Regions from separate parts of the Homo sapiens genome. Here region 2 is linked to region 1. Evidence: chromatin loops called from intact Hi-C (ENCODE). Cell type or tissue: HepG2. All regions are shown on one strand. Each heading gives the region's core, and the rest is flanking DNA. Links, peaks and the distances in the headings are about the cores only. Region 1 overlaps STXBP6 (syntaxin binding protein 6). Region 2 has its middle 76 kb from the start of GZMB.

Region 1 (2,919 bases), core at 117-2,616:
TCACCAGAGCGGTTATGGAAAGTGACTAGACTGCAGCACACATATTCACCTGCCAGAGGAATCAGATAATTCTCACTTCCAAATGACATGGCCACCTCTACCTTCCAGAAGCGCAGTGAGTCCCAGTGAAGCCTAGTGTATTAGGCTTCAACCCAAATATCTTATCTTTGATTACCTGATGTCGATGCAACAGCAGTTCAAATGCTCTGCCCTGGCATTGTAACAAAGTAAACAATCTCATTCTTCAAAGTCATCAGGCGTTAAAGACCCCAACCTGACAATCCATGCAAGAGTCAAACAAGAAGGTAGAACAGGGTCTCAAAGGGTACAATTACTACCCTTAGGAAAGCAATAAACATCAGGCTGTGGAGACTGGAAACTAGTTTGATTTATTGCACTTGTGGCTTTGTTTAATTCTTAAAAACTATTTGTACGTATTGTTTCCCAGAAGAAAGAGGATCCATCAACTTAATTGAAATGTAAACACAATCTCCTATTTCCTTCCACTTCAAATGATGATAAACGAAACAGAAACAGAACAAATTTAACAAGCCACCAACTCACCTTGGGTAACCTATGAGGATGTAATTCCCCAAGCCAGCACTGTAGAGTAATAGCATATACTTTACAGAGGTGCTTCATCTTACAGCTCATAATGTCCTCATGCCAATCCCATAAGAAGGCAAGCCAGCCGGGATTAGTGCCAGTCCCAAAAGCAACAGAGGAAGCAGAGGCTGGTGAGGGCAAGGGGCACAGGCTCCAGGTGGGAGAATCCCAGTCATGTATTTTGTTCCTTACTCCTTACCACAGAATTCTTGATCTTTGTGGGCAGGAGAAGGTCAATAGCATTTAGCATTTCAGGCACATGATGCTAGGCACACTTCTACCTGCTCGGTCTTACTCTGATCATACAGATAAGAAACTGTGGCGCAGATGTTAATTAACTTGCGCAAGGTCACGCACACGTTAATGGTAGAGCTATGTTTCACACTCGGCCCTGTCCCATTCCGAAGCCATCTTCTCTAAACTGTATCAGCTTCTACTCAAAGTATGATCCACTCGACAGCAGCATCTGCATCAGGGAGAGCTTGTTAGAAGTGCAGAATCTCAGGCCCCATCCCAGACCTACTGAATCAGAACCAGCATTCTAACAAAATCTCAAGAGGCACTGTGGCACCACACTGTTAAAGAGAGAAGAATGTCTACCCAAGGGCCAACTGTGTCAGCTCCAGCGGTGTTAAACCTCATTTAGTATCATGCCTCTTGGACCCAAATACGTTGATGTTCACGTAATGCTGACCACCACAAGAACCCTCTTTAAATAGAGATTTTTTAAAAAGAGGGAGGAGGCAGTCTTGACAGAGTTCTACAAACAAATTAGAAGATGACACTAAAATGTCGATCACAGTCAGATCTTAAGGCAGAAGCTAAACTGAAACTGCAGAGTCAGCATGCCCTCTGGTGGATCACAAGGAAGCCTGAATAGGGAATTTGTCTCTGGAGGAAAATCCAGAAACACACTCAGATATGAAGATGACAAGGCACTTGCCATGAAAACGATCCCACTGACTCAGGAGCAACTTGGAACAAAACCCTTTTAATTCAGGTAGTAAACTTTCGAATGAGAGAGTAACAAGAGCATTCTAGAAAGCCAAAGACAAACAAGGATAAACGAATAATCCAGATATTTTTTCCCGATAGCAGAAAATTTAACCTGAAACTGAAACCCTATTTCTGGAGTTGTCTCATCATTTTTTTTTAAAAAAACAAAAAACAAAAAACTCTCCTTTGGATCCAACTACCTTCTTCCTATTTTAAAAAATTTAATAATTCATATACCATAAAATTCACTCTTTTAAAGTGTGCAACTCAGTAGTTTTCAGTGTATTCAAAAAATTGTGCCATCATCACCCTAATTCCTGAACATTTTCATCACCCCAGAAAGAAACCTCAGACCCATCAACAGTCTCTCCCCATTTCTCCCTCTTCCAACCCCTAGCAACCACTAATCTACTTCTGTCACTGTGGATTTTCCTATTGCGTACACTTCATAATGGAATCATGTAAATACATGGTCATTTGTATCTGGCTTCTTTCACATAGCATGTTTTCAAGGTACATCAATGTTGTAGCATGAATCAACATTTTGTTCCTTTCTATGTTTGAATAGTTTTCCTTGCATGGATGTACCACATTTTGTTTATCCATTCAGCAGCCGATGGATATTTGGGTTGTTTCCACTTTAGGGCTATTAAGAATAAGGCTGCTGGCCAGGCGCAGTGGCTCATGCCTGTAATCCCAGAGGTCAAGGCAGGTGGATTGCTTGAGCCCAGGAGTTCAAGATCAGCCTGGGCAACATGGTAAAACTCTATCTCTACCAAAAATAAAAAAAATTAACTGGAGGTGGTGGCACATGCCTGTAGTCCCAGCTACTCGGGAACCCAAGGTGGGAGGATTGCTTGAGCCTGGGAGGTCGAGGCTGCAGTGAGGAGAAATTGTGCCACTGCACTTCAGCCTGGGAGACAGAATGAGACTCTGCCTCAAAAAAAAAAAAAAAAAAAAAAAAGGAATACGGCTGCTATGAATATTCATATTTTCATGAACATGTTTTCAGTTCTCTTGTGTATCTATCTTGGAGGGGAATTGGTCATTAGGAAGCCAATATTTAACATTTTGAGGAACTGCCAAACTGTTTTCCCAAGTGGCTGTTCGGTTTTACATATTCACCAGCAATCTAATGTAGGAAGCTTCCAATTTCTCCACATTCTCCACCTGGCCGTCCTGGTGGGTGTGAAGTGGCATCTCACTGTGGTTTTGATTTGCATCCCCCTAATGACTAATGGCACAGGAACACTTCCATGCCCCCGTCCAGTTCCAGGCACCCCTGACTGCTTTCATCCTGAGTGTTGCGCCTCCACT
Region 2 (2,919 bases), core at 98-2,597, 330 kb before region 1:
TGACCTATTGATTATAGATAAATCCATAATTATGTAGCTGGAAAGAAGAATCAAATGTTAAGATTAGTTGTCTCATGGTGGGGATAATTTTCTTCTTTAGGGTTTTCTCTATTACATTTTCTACAATGAGCATTTAGTATTTTTAAAATTAGAAAAAGTTATTTTAAAAATGCACTCATCCTAAACGTCCCTGAATTTAGCCATCAAGTTAGGAAGGAATTAACAAATTAATCTCATACCTGGTGTTAAAGATTAATAACATATAAAGGATGAATAATAATAAACATATCTAAGAACATGTGTGTTTTAGCAGGGGCCTCCTGGAGACTGTAATTCTGAAAGGCAAAGGAATAGAATTTTAAGCAGAGAAAGACAGCATGACTCAAGTTAAGTAGCTCCATATTCAATATCTGAAGGCTAATGTTGCCCTTTAGCTAAAGGTGTGGATAAACTCTGGAAATAGAAGGAGAATTGTATCTCATTAGTGATGTCTGAGAAAAGGAGAAGTTCTCAAGGCATCCAGAGACATACCTGTGGAACTTCTACCTCTGTTTGGGAAAATTGGCACTAATATTTCCTAGCGGGCTCTTGAGCTATCATAAATTGTTTTCTCTTGGATTTTTAAAAACATACTTTGGGAGCTTTACTCTTCTTTGCCCTCCAGTATGGATAAAATCCCTGACAGCTTGAAGCCCAGGATTTGTGGATATATGTTTTATGAGGGCAGGGGCCATGCCTGTCTTCCCAGCTGCCTCCCGAGGAACCTAGGACAAAGCCTGAGACAGAGAAGGATACAATAACGACTAATAATAACTTATTTTATTAAATGTTTACAGTGTGAAAGGTCTTGTTCAAAGTACCTTAAATGTACTCCAAGCATCTCATGCATTGTTAGAATATGCCTATGAGGTAGGTAAAATTTTTATCCCTGTTTTATAGATTTAAAAACGTGGGACACAGGGAGATTAAGTCACTTACCCTAATTTGCACAAATGGCAAATTGTGAAGCCAGCCTGTGAACTCAGACTGCCTGTGTCCATATTTTGACGGCTATGCTTTGGTAGCTGCTCAATAAATGGAAGGGAGCTAGAGGAAGAGAGACAGGGAGGAAAGTGTCAGTCATTTCGAGTATTTTTCTTCCCCCTTGGCAAGAGGATGCCGTAGAGGTCAATAATTCCCTCTGAATTCAGGTGGGGTCCCTTTGAAAATAAGCGACAGAAAATTTTGTGTTTCTCTATCACGGGAATAGGAATTTGAATCCCCACCCCCATCTCAACCCCTTATGTTGAACGAGTTATCTGGGGTCAGCCTTGCATTTTTTTAGCTTTCCTTTGGAGATGCATCAGCTAACAAGCTGGTCGGCCAAGCAGTTTCCCAAAGAGGTTGCGCCCATCCCTGAACACTAGAGGGCAGTATCTCAACAGGCCTGAGAATTTTGAACGCATCATAAAGTATGCTTTCATTATTTTCAGAAAAAAAAAAAAAAAAAAAAAAAAAGCCTGTTGGACTGATTATTTCAGCTCAAGAATTTGAGAGTCCAGGGGAGGATGCATTTTAATGACTCCAGGGAACGGATCAAATTAAACACATTATCTAGGATTTTCTTCTCTGGCCTCCTCTCAGCCGCCTTCTCAGCGCTTCTGTCTGCGCTGCGTGAGTTGCAGCCCTGTGCCCTGAGTCTTCCCCCTTGCACAGAAGCAGCCCTTGCCGAAGAACCCAGGACCAGAAGAGGCCTCAGCAGCTTGTCTTGGCGCAGATCCTCCACGGTCACCTTCCAGCAAGACAAACTTAAAAACCGTTGAATGTTGTGTGCCTAGCCAGCATGCCTGCAGCTGGATAGGATGGCCCTTGACATGGAAAAACCAACCCAGTCCTGGCGGCTGCCACATCCCTGAAGACCTAGAGCTACACATTCGGCTGGGAGCGTTACATATGTGATCTCTAATCTCAAAAACCTTGCAAGGAAAATAGTTTTACCATTTTGCAGACAAAGAAACAAATACAGAGAGGTTAAAAAAAATGTGCCCACGGTCAAAAAGCCAGCAAGTACAGAACTGGACTCACACCAGAATGTCCAACCCAGAGCCTAGGATACACATGGCATCTCCAATAGCTACTGCCTCTCCTTCTCTTATCCCTTAAATTACTGCTATAATTGGCCAGAACATTAAGTGGATACACTACATGATTTCCCTTGAGGGGAGGATGGACAGAGATGCAGGCGTCTACTTTGGACCCTGTGAGTGTGAACTTCAAAGTTCTATTCGTCCTCCATCCCCTGCAGCTCCTGGAATAAACTGGCACTTAATGGTTGCTCAGTGCTGTAAAGCTGGACTTCATTTCACTTAATAATATTCTGTGTTGTCCTGGCGCTGTGGCTTGCGCCTGCAATCCTAGCACTTTGGGAGGCCGAGGCGGGCAGATCACGAGGTCAGGAGATTGAGACCATCCTGGCTAACAGGGTGAAACTCTGTCTCTACTAAAAATACAAAAAATTAGCTGGGCGTGGTGGCATGCTCCTGTAATCCCAGCTACTTGGGAGGCTGAGGCAGGAGAATGGCGTGAACCCGGGAGGCGGAGCTTGAAAGTGAGCGGAGATCGCGCCACTGCACTCCAGCCTGGGCGACAGAGCGAGACCCTGTCTCAAATAATAATAATAATAATAATAATAATAATAATAATAATAATAAAGTAAAAAATAAAATAAAATAAAAATTCTGTGTCTCCTTGGGTTATTTGATGGATTTACTGATAATTGTGAAGAAGTTTGTTTCTGCTTCGCTTTTATACAGGAGCTGTTTCTGCTCAGCTTCTTGTTAAAACACCCTTAGAAACCCGTAAGTAAATGTTGCAATTGCATTCTTAGCTTTATTCTCACTGATAAGAGACATAAGTGATTTTTAAAAGGCAGAACTAACT

The links. Hi-C counts contacts between places; a loop is a spot of excess contacts. Peaks named below come from ENCODE experiments on the same cell type or tissue, not always from the same donor. Only the 100,000 strongest peaks of a DNase experiment are listed, where the experiment ranks them.
Region 2: a loop joins it to region 1, with 9 times the contacts of the local background. A loop is called at or near these places in 3 of 110 quality-filtered maps.

The regions. Positions count from the first base shown.
Region 1 is chr14:25,041,629-25,044,547 of GRCh38, forward strand. All of the region lies in intron 1 of STXBP6 (syntaxin binding protein 6), which reads right to left. Among named protein-coding and RNA genes, the nearest start is that of STXBP6, 7.1 kb to the right of the region's middle. In HepG2, for the core only: a CTCF peak has its summit at 1,457 (motif pointing left); a DNase peak (open chromatin) is centred at 1,463.
Region 2 is chr14:24,709,189-24,712,107 of GRCh38, forward strand. No RefSeq gene overlaps it. Among named protein-coding and RNA genes, the nearest start is that of GZMB, 76 kb to the left of the region's middle. In HepG2, for the core only: a CTCF peak has its summit at 1,412 (motif pointing right); a DNase peak (open chromatin) is centred at 1,403.